Linked DNA regions of Mus musculus: region 2 is linked to region 1. Evidence: chromatin loops called from intact Hi-C (ENCODE). Cell type or tissue: left cerebral cortex. All regions are shown on one strand.

What was found. Peaks named below come from ENCODE experiments on the same cell type or tissue, not always from the same donor. Only the 100,000 strongest peaks of a DNase experiment are listed, where the experiment ranks them.
Region 2: it touches region 1 in a loop (2.5-fold over the local background); 6 of 42 quality-filtered maps call a loop at or near these places.

What each region holds. Positions count from the first base shown.
Region 1 is chr4:132,928,986-132,933,985 of GRCm38, forward strand. No RefSeq gene overlaps it. Among named protein-coding and RNA genes, the nearest start is that of Fam76a, 8.9 kb to the left of the region's middle. In left cerebral cortex, a CTCF peak has its summit at 2,001 (motif pointing left); DNase peaks (open chromatin) are centred at 1,987, 3,965 and 4,213; H3K27ac peaks cover 1,037 bases.
Region 2 is chr4:132,527,093-132,532,092 of GRCm38, forward strand. It overlaps Atpif1 (ATPase inhibitory factor 1), which reads right to left. Exons shown (of 4, transcript NM_007512.4): 4 at 3,463-3,731. The coding sequence ends at 3,590. Among named protein-coding and RNA genes, the nearest start is that of Atpif1, 5.8 kb to the right of the region's middle. In left cerebral cortex, no CTCF peak of the experiment used is centred here; a DNase peak (open chromatin) is centred at 2,452; H3K4me3 peaks cover 34 bases.

The DNA.
Region 1 (5,000 bases):
CCATTTTCTTCAAAGAAAGCAATACTAGCCAGACAGAGCTGGTGCACACCTTTCATCTCAGTACTTGGGAGGCAGAGGCAGGCGGATTTCTGAGTTCGAGGCCACCCTGATCTACAAAGTGAGTTCCAGGACAGCCAAAGCTACACAGAGAAATCCTGTCTCTAAAAAAACCAAAACCAAAACAAGTCCACAGTTATGTCTATGACTAGTTGTTCACCGACACGACCGTGAGCGAAGCAAGTCAGGGAATCCGTGGGAGGCGTCCTCAGACTCAATAAAACATTTACAAAATGCCATGACAGAAAGTGGCGGGGTGCTTCGGGGAGCCTCAAAGAATCTATGAGTGAAATAGAAGTGTTAACCGTTGTTGGAAGTGTAATATAAAACTACCATCTACAGCCACCAAAAGAAAGCATCTGCATTAGAAGGAAGGAAGGAAGGAAGGAAGGAAGGAAGGAAGGAAGGAAGGAGCGAGCATTTGGAAGGAGAATCAGACTGAAAGCTTCATAGCAATAATGTAACTGAAAACTGATTTAAAGTTAGCTTCTTTCCACCTCAAAAAAAAAAACAAAAAAAAACAAAAACAAAAAAAAAAAAAACAAAAACCCAACTAGAAGAAGTAAATTCCAGTTTGGTGACCACAGAAAAATTAAAAAAAAAAAAAAAAAAAAGGATTAGGGCCTGGTGTCACCAACTTGTAAATATCAGTCACCACAGGGGCTGACGTGGGAAGATTGCTCCTGGACCACACTATCACCAGCTTAATGCCAGCACACTAGAAGCTGATGCAGGGAGCTCTTTGGGAGTTCTAGGCCAGCCATGGCAACAGACTGAGTCCAGGCCGTTCTGGGCAACTTAATGAGACCCTGTCTCAAAATAAAAGATTAAACAGACACCCACTAAGCAGGAGATGAAGGTGGCACTTGGATCCCTGTAAATTGGAGGCCAGCCTTGGCTACACAGCAAGTTCCTGGTGTCAGAACAGACACTCCAGCTATAGAGGGAGTCATCCACAACTAATGTCCTATCTGCCACCTTCTTTAATCTGTTAAATTCAGAACCCTTCCTTTAAAGTGGATGAAAGTGTGGGATTCTCAATGCTCTGTCAGTTGCTTTTAGCTCTCCTACCCCTGCCACCCCCAGGCTTTGCAGTCAGGGTCCTGGACATTCCTAAAGCAGATTTTTGCCTAAATTACATCTCAATGGATCTCTCCACCAAATCTGAGGAAAATCTTAATTACTTAAAGCCCCAAGCCATCCAGGACTACATCCCAAAGGCCAAGCCAGTCAGAACTCTAAACTACACAAGGAGGAGGCGCCATGGTGTCCGGACAGACTCAGCCACCAAGGCTTATGCGTCTCATGAACCAACACCACAATCTTTGTGGAAGACTGGGAAGTCCAGCGCCGAGTCGGAGCTGAAGCTATCATCCAGGGCACCCTCAAGTGGCCCTGGAAGAAGCGGTGGCTATACAAGGACAATCTGCTATAAACTCAAAAACTGGGCCAATGTGGCTTCAGTCAAACTCTATAGCCACAGTAAACCTGACCCTCCCGGAAAATCCTTTCAAGAATTCAGAGCCCTGAACATTTAGCCCTCCTGGCCAAAGCTTCGGTATCGCTCAGTGAATGAACAAAAGTCCTTAGACCCCCAGGATGAGAGAAGAGGACCAACTGCAAATTGTTCTGACCTGCGGCAATCCCCGCCCCCAATGCCGTCTTAAATTTAGGTTTAAAAAACAGAAATGTGTTTAATCAGAGATGAAGGCGACGGCAGCTTTCAATGTCCAGTGAGGGCAGCACCCCTTAATGCTGTGTTCATTACACAGAGGAAAGTCAAAGCGGAAGAGCTGAACCTCATCATAAGATCCTTAACTCAGCTGAAGAGAAGAGAGCCCTCGGGACCTGGTGGCCTCTTCACAGCGGCCCATCTTAAAACTACCTCCAGGAGATTTAACGCGGTTGCCTTTCGGAAGGAACACCTTTGACGACATCACCACCTTCTGGTGATTGTGAGTAATGCTACCATGAACGTTACATTGAAGTCTCTGAAAAACCTTTCAATTTTATTTATTTATTACTTGTTTGTTTGTTTGATACATAGTCTGACTATAGAACTCTGACAAGCCTAAAACATGCTATGTAGACCAGGTGGGCCTCAAACTCACAGAAATTCACTTGCCTCTGCCTTCTGAGTGTGAGCTACCACACCCAGCCTTCCGTTTTTGAAAATACAAATGATTTTGGATTTGTGGGTCTCCCTTGTGTGAGGATCATTCAAATCTTCTATGTATCGCTTCACGTTTAGAAGATGTGCAGGTGAAGCAGGCACTTTCTTTCTGCAGTAAAATTTCTCTAAGTGGCTAAAGATGGTCTCAGACTTGCAATCTTCCTGCCTCAGCCTCCCAAGTGTGTGTGTGTTGTTGTTAACTTTACATTTAATTAATTAATTAATTAATTAATTAATTAATTAATTGTCTATTTACTTGTTGAGACAGTGGCTCCTTATATAGCCCTGACTGTCCTGGCACTCACTATATAGACCAGGCTGGCCTTGAACTCACAGAGATCCTCCTGCCTCTGCCTCCTGAGTGCTAGGATTAATCTGAGTACTACTATACTCAGCTGAATTTATTTTCTTTGTGATTGGTGTGTGTCTGGGTGTCGGGGGGCATCTGTATAGAGGTCAAAGGACAACCTCAGAAGCCTGTTCCCCCTTCCGACTATAAATTCTGGGGATCAAACCCAGGTCCCCAGACCTGCAGAGAAGCTCTTCACCCACTGAACTGCCTTGCTGCCTCCTATGCGGAGTTTTCATGGAATTTCAGACTGATTTCTATGGCTGTGGGAGCCATCCTATATCCCCACTAACATCCTGCATCCCCACCAATGTCCTGCATCCCCACTAACATCTTACATCCCCACTAACATGCCTCCTTACAGTTACATCTCTTTGCACCCCTGGTAATATTCACTTTATTACAAAGTAGTGTGGGCATTGTGATTTTATTTTCATTCACCTAAAAGTCATATAATATGGCCATCTTCTTGTGTGTTTACTGGGGTGTGGGTGACCATTTGAATAACTTCTTTGGACAAATATTAACTGAGATCCGTTGCCCAATTTTTATTAATGAATTTTTTTGTTTCTTTCTTCTTTCTTTCTGTCTTTTTAAATATCTATTTATTAATTTGTTCATGTGAGTAGGACATCAGATCCCATTAAAGCTGGTTGTGGCCACTATGTGGTTGCTGGGAATTGAACTCAGAACTTCTGGAAGAGAAGTCAGTGCTCCTAACTGCTGAGCCATCTCTCTAGCCCCTTTTTCCTTTCCTTTCCTTTCCTTTCCTTTCCTTTCCTTTCCTTTCCTTTCCTTTCCTTTCCTTTCCTTTCCTTTCCTTCCCTTCCCTTCCCTTCCCTTCCCTTCCCTTCCCTTCCCTTTCATTTCCCTTCCCTTTTCTTTCCTTTCCCTTCCCCCTCTCCCTCTTTCTTTCTTTCTTTCTTTCTTTCTTTCTTTCTTTCTTTCTTTCTTTCTTTCTTGACAGGATGTTTTAGTTTGGGTTTCATTTTTGTTTGTGTGTGTGTGTGTGTGTGTGTGTTTTTCTGGTTTTTCAATACAGGGTTTCTCCGTGTAGCCCTGGCTGTCCTGGAGCTCACTCTGTAGACCAGGCTGGCCTCAAACTCAAAAATCTATCTGCCTCTGCTTCCAAAGTGCTAGGATTAAAGGCATGCACCACCATTGCTCAGCTTCATTTTGTAAAGAGACGCCATGACCAAGGTAACTCTTACAAAACAAAACATTTAATTGGGGCTGGCTTACAGTTTCAGAGGTTTGGTCTTTTATAATCATGGCAGGACACATGGCAGTGGGCAGGCAGGAGTGCTGCTAGAGGAGCCAAGAGTTTTGCATGTTGATCTGAAGGCAACCAGGAGAAATTCTCTTCCTGGGTTGGAGTTTGAGCATAAGATTGCAAAGCCACCCCCACAGTGACCCATTTCCTCTAAGAAGGCCACATTTTCCATGGGCCAACCATATTGAAACCACCACATAGGTCCTTGTATATAGCCCTGGTTGTTCTAGAGCTTTCTGTGTAGACTCCAAACTCATAGAAATCCACCTGCATCTATCTCTGCCTTTGTCTCCTGAGTGCTTGGAATAAAGGAATGCACCCCGGCTCCACTGATCAGTTGGTTTTCACTGTTGTTTTCACTGTTCTAGGTCTCCTTCCTAGAATCTGGAGGAGGCGTGTTAAATCACTGCTGCTAGACTTGGATGATTCAAAAGCCCGTGCTGTTTCTAGTGTCTCTGTCTCTGCCTCATGTCTGTGGATCAAGGTGTGTGCTCCAGCACCATGTCTGCCTACCTGCAGCCATGCTCCCCACATGTCCATGGACTCACCCTCAGAAACTGCAAGCCCCCAAGAAACTCTTGCATCTATAAATCGCCTTTGTTCATTTTTGAGAAGAGTCTCCCCCTGAATCTGGAACCCAGTGGTTAGTCCAGAGTTAGATCAGCGAGTCCCTGGGGTCTTCTTGCCTCTGTCCCAGCACCCCCATGGCTGGACTTCAGCTGTGATACCATGCCCAAGCTGCTCACATGGGTGTAAATGAATTATGCTTGATATAAATATAAACAATGGATTAGTGAGGTGGCTGTATTCTTTACCTTATGCTATCCCCCAATGACCACACAGGAAAAATAAGACTTATTCAAAACTGCACCTCGGGGGCTGGTGAGATGGCTCAGTGGGTAAGAGCACCCGACTGCTCTTCCGAAGGTCCGGAGTTCAAATCCCAGCAACCACATGGTGGCTCACAACCATCTGTAACAAGATCTGACGCCCTCTTCTGGAGTGTCTGAAGACAGCTACAGTGTACTTACATATAATAAATAAATAAATCTTAAAAAAAAAAAAAAAAAAACTGCACCTCAATGGCTAAATGGTCTACCTTTCCCTCCTATGCTAATCTGGCTCCCTCCCAGCTCCAACCCATGATA
Region 2 (5,000 bases), 400 kb before region 1:
GTGTATGCACATGTGAGCACCTGAGCGCAGAAGATATCTTTCCTCATTCTCTTAATTGCTTTGTATTTTTTTGTTTTGAGACAGGGTCTCTCATTGTACCGAATGCTTATGGATTACGCTAGGCTGATGGCTGATGACTAAGCAGCTTTGGAGATCCTCCTGCCTCCAGCTCCCTTTGCCCCCCTCCAGACTAGTTACAGGTCCTCATGTGGATACAGAGGGCACTTTATTGTCTGAGCCATCTCTTCAGCCATACATTTGGATTTAATTGGTCCTAAGATAATGTTGATTCTCCTCTTCTTCCTCCCCACCCTTCCCCAACTTCTCTTCCCAGGCTGGGACTCAAACCCAGGAACTATTCAAGTGTTTGACCAGTGGGGTAGACTTTTTGTTTGTTTGTTTGTTTTTCAAGACAGGGTTTCTCTGTGTAGCCCTAGCTGTCCCGGAACTCATTCTATAGACCAGGTGGCTTTCATCCATCTGCCTCTGCCTCCCCCCAAGTGCTGGGATTAAAAGTGTGTACCAGGGGCTGGCGAGATGGCTCAGTGGTTAAGAGTGCCGACTGCTCTTCCGAAGGTCCCGAGTTCAAATCCCAGCAACCACATGGTGGCTCACAACCATCCGTAACAAAATCTGATGCCCTCTTCTGGAGTATCTGAGGACAGCTACAGTGTACTTACATATAATAAATAAATAAGTAAATCTTAAAAAAAAAAAGATTTGTTAAAAAAAAAAAAGTGTGTACCATAACTGCTCAGCTAAAAACAACTTTTGGGTTAACTGCTGTGGAAACCTCCAAGAGCTAGGATCACGAGTTTGCACTGCAGAGGCATGCACAAACATGCTGAAGGGCCTCCTGTCACAGCCGACATGTCAGTGCCAACACAAACCACAGCCATGTCTACACTTACCCAAGGAGCCTGCATCCATCGATCCATCCTCTGAGGAACAGACAGCAACCACTTCTCACACCGCATGGAAGAGGGAACTATTGGCATCAAAACCGCAGCCCTGGAACTGTAGCTAAGGGTTTTGAGAGCACTATCGGGAGGAAACAGCTTTCTGCTCAGGACAAACTTCACAAGACCTTGGAGAAGTTACCTCACAACCTGCTGCAACTCTGGCTATAACATGAGGCTGAGGATGTAGCACAGTGGTAAGGTGCATACTTATAGTACATACGGGTAAGAACCTTCATTTGATTTCCAGGAGTATCAAGTCTAAAAAAGTATGCATAATTAATGAAAATGGGGGTGCTGGAGAGATGGCTCAGCGGCTAAGAGCACAGCGACTGCTCTTCCAGAGGTCCTGAGTTCAAATCCCAGCAACCACATGGTGGCTCACAACCATCTGTAATGGGGTCTCATGACCTCTCTGGTGTGTCTGAGAGAGCAATAGTGTACTCATGTATATAAATAAATAAATATTTAAAAAATTAATGAAAATATTTTGCCAAAAATAACTTCAGATGTAACAAGCAGATAATTGTAACTTGCTCTGTAACTTTTACATCTTGTGCAAGCTGTAAATAATCTATTTTATAAAATTCTATAGGATTAGCTCTTTTTTTTTTCAAGACAGGGTTTCTCTGTGTAGCCCTGGCTGTCCTGGAACTCACTTTGTAGACCAGGCTGGCCTCGAACTCAGAAATCCGCCTGCCTCTGCCTCCGGAGTGCTGGGATTAAAGGCGTACGCCACCACGCCTGGCTTGGATTAGTTCTTAAAGAAAGAAAATGGGGGGCTGGAGAGATGGCTCAACGGTTAAGAGCACCGACTGCTCTTCTGAAAATCCTGAGTTCAAATCCCAGCAACCACTTGTGGCTCCCAACCATCCATAATGAGACCTGAAGCTCTCTTCTGAAGTGTCTGAAGACGTGTACTTACATGTAATAAACAAACATATATATCATAAAAAAAAGGGCCGGGCAGTGGTGGCATACTCCTTTAATCCCAGCACTTGTGAGGCAGAAGCTGGTGGATTTCTGAGTTTGAGGCCAGCCTGGTCTACAGGACAGCCAGGGCTACACAAAGAAACCCTGTCTCAAAACCAAACGAAACAAAAAAATCAAAACAAACAGAAAACAAAAAGAAAAGAAAGAAAAGAAAAAAGGAAAAAGAAACCAAAAAAGGGCTGGTAGGATGGCTCAATGGTTAAAGGTGTTTGCCACCAAGCCTGGCAATGATCTGGATTTGACCCCCAGAACCCACATGGTAGGGAATGGAGTCCTCTCCTAAGTTGTCCTCGGATCTCTGCGGCAGAAACATACTCACTCACCACTCCAAACCTTCCCCATACCTAAAATAACTGTGTAAAACACACACACACACACACACACACACACACACACACACACACACACACACACACAGAGTCCACAGCAGTAGAACGCTGAGTCATCTAGACATTGAATACTCACACAACCGGGAAGACTTCCTCAATTCCAATGCAAGGGGGAAGAAAGGTCTGCCCTGAGATCTCTGCACTGAGGGTCATAAGTTTTACTGTGTTATTCCTGGCAACGTTTTCCATACCTAGTGCTGGGATTATACCAGGCCCTCATGCATGTCTAAGCAATGGCTTTACTATGGAGTTAGGTCAACTGTTGGTCTCAGAAGGCCAGACTGTTTTTTGTTTTGTTTTGTTTTGTTTTTTCCTAGAACTAACTGACCAGGCTAGCCAGGAACTAACAGAAATCTGCCTGCCTCTGCTTTCTGAATGCTAGGATCAAAGGTGTGTGCCACCACTGCCTGGCTCTATGTATCTTTTTAAAAAAGAATTTGTTGGAAAGTGAAAAAAAAAAAAAAACCAACTTTTTTTTTCCTGAGACAGGGTTTCTTCGTATAGTCCTGGCTGTCCTGAAACTCACTCTGTAGACCAGGCTGGCCTCGAACTCAGAAATCCGCCTGCCTCTGCCTCCCGAGTGCTGGGAATACAGGCGTGCGCCACCACGCCTGGCTTTGGGAATGATTTCTAATTGTAGTTGTCTCACGCTTAGAGCAATAGCTAGTTCATATGAAAGAGCCAGCCTTCTAGTAAGACAGTGCTATTGTTTCTGGTCCTAGCCTTAGAAACCACTCTGTTTACTCTTTCCTCCAGACCGCAGCTAGGCTTAGGCATTGGACTGGGGTTTACGTTTCAAGCTGTCTCTGCACATTCTGATTAGACTGAGGTCAGGGTCACACCCTCCCCCGTACTCTATTTAGTAGAAACCCTCAATTCATTCTAATGGATGAGAAGTTTCTGTCCCTTAGTGGTTCTCAACCTTCCTAATGCTTCAACCCCTTAAAGGTTTGGTTGCTACTTCATAACTGTAATTTCCCTGCTGTTTTTCCGATCAGAATGTCAATATTTGATGGTTCAGATGTCCTTAGGCGGCTCCCGTGAAAGGGTCGTTCTACCCACAAACGGGGTCTCAAGCCAAAGGTTGAGAACTGCTGCTCTAGACAGTAGAAGGCATCAGGCAAGTTTCCTGGTGATCGTTTATTATCTGTTAGTAGCACACAGACCAAATAGTAATCATTCAAAGCCATGTGTCTACAGACGTGGGGAGTGATACGGGCCACTCTGTGAGGGACCGACTGCGCGCATTCAATGATTATTCTTTAGTTGTTGGATCTTCTTCTTATGGCGTTCAATTTGCTTCTGCAGACGCTCTATCTCCTTCGAATGGTGGTCAATCTCATCTTCATGGTGTTTCCTCAGGGCAGCCAGCTGTTCTTTAGTCTTCTCTCTATAAAGAAACAGTGGCTGAGGGATTTAATCCAATCTTTCATCTCAAGGAGATCTTTACTTTACTTTAATCACATTTACTTGTATATGTGCACAGGGTGGGGTGGGAGGTGGGGGGTGCAGCTTGTGGGAGTCAGGGTTCAGTTCCCAGCATCCACATGATGGCCTACAACCATCTATAACTGCAGTTCTAGGGGCTTCAACTGCTGTCCTTGGATAAGTTCCAGATTGAAGTTTCCTGAGTTGGGAGGGAAAATTGGCTCTGGAAACTTTCTCTCCTAGAGAACTCAGGCTCCATTTCTAGAACCCACACAGCAGCTCACAAGCACATGTAACTGCGGTTCCAGGGTACTAGCCTCCACAGGTACCAGGTACTCATGGGATATACATACATACATATATGCAGGCAACACACACACAGAAAATCAGAGTGAAGAGACGGCTCTGAGATGAAGATAATGTATTTCTCTTCTAGAAGAATCCAAATTCAATTCCCAATACCAATGTCAGGCAGCTCACAACTATCTGTAACTCCTCTCTACTGGTTTCTGATGGTCCCCACACACTTGGCCCAAGCATGCATACACACACACAAAAGTGCACATGCACATACAGGCATGTTTAAATAAAGGTGTGCAACACCGTGATCAGCTTTTTTTTTTTTTTTTTTTTTTTTTTACATTTTTTACATTTTACATGTATGTTTTGGCTGCATCTTTTTATGTATGGCTTTCATGGAACTCAATATGTAGACCAGTCTGGTCTCAGACTCAAGAGCTCTGCCTGCTTCTTCTGCCTCTGTCTCTAGAACACTGGGATTAAAGGCACAGGATACATGCATGTATTGCCCATGTAGGCCAGAAGGGAGTTTGAGATGCCGTAGAACTGGAGCTATGGACAGCTGTTAGACACTGTGAGAGCACTAGCAATAGAACCTGGTTCCTCTGGAAGAGCAGTCATTGCTATTAGGCCCTGAGCCATCTCTCCAGCATAGGACCTCAGGTTGGTTCCCAGTACCCGTTTCTTTTCTTTTCTTTTTTTAAATTTTATTTTACGTATATGAGTACACTGTTGCTGGTGGATTCCATTACAGATGGTTGTGAGGCACCAGGTGGTTGCTGGGAATTGAACTCAGGACCTCTGGAACAGCAGTTGGTGCTCTTAACCGCTGAGCCATCTCTCCAGCCCCCAAGCACCCATTTCAAGAGTTTAGAACTACGTGTATTTCTAATTCCAAGGGCACCTAATCTCTAACTCCCAATGGGCACCT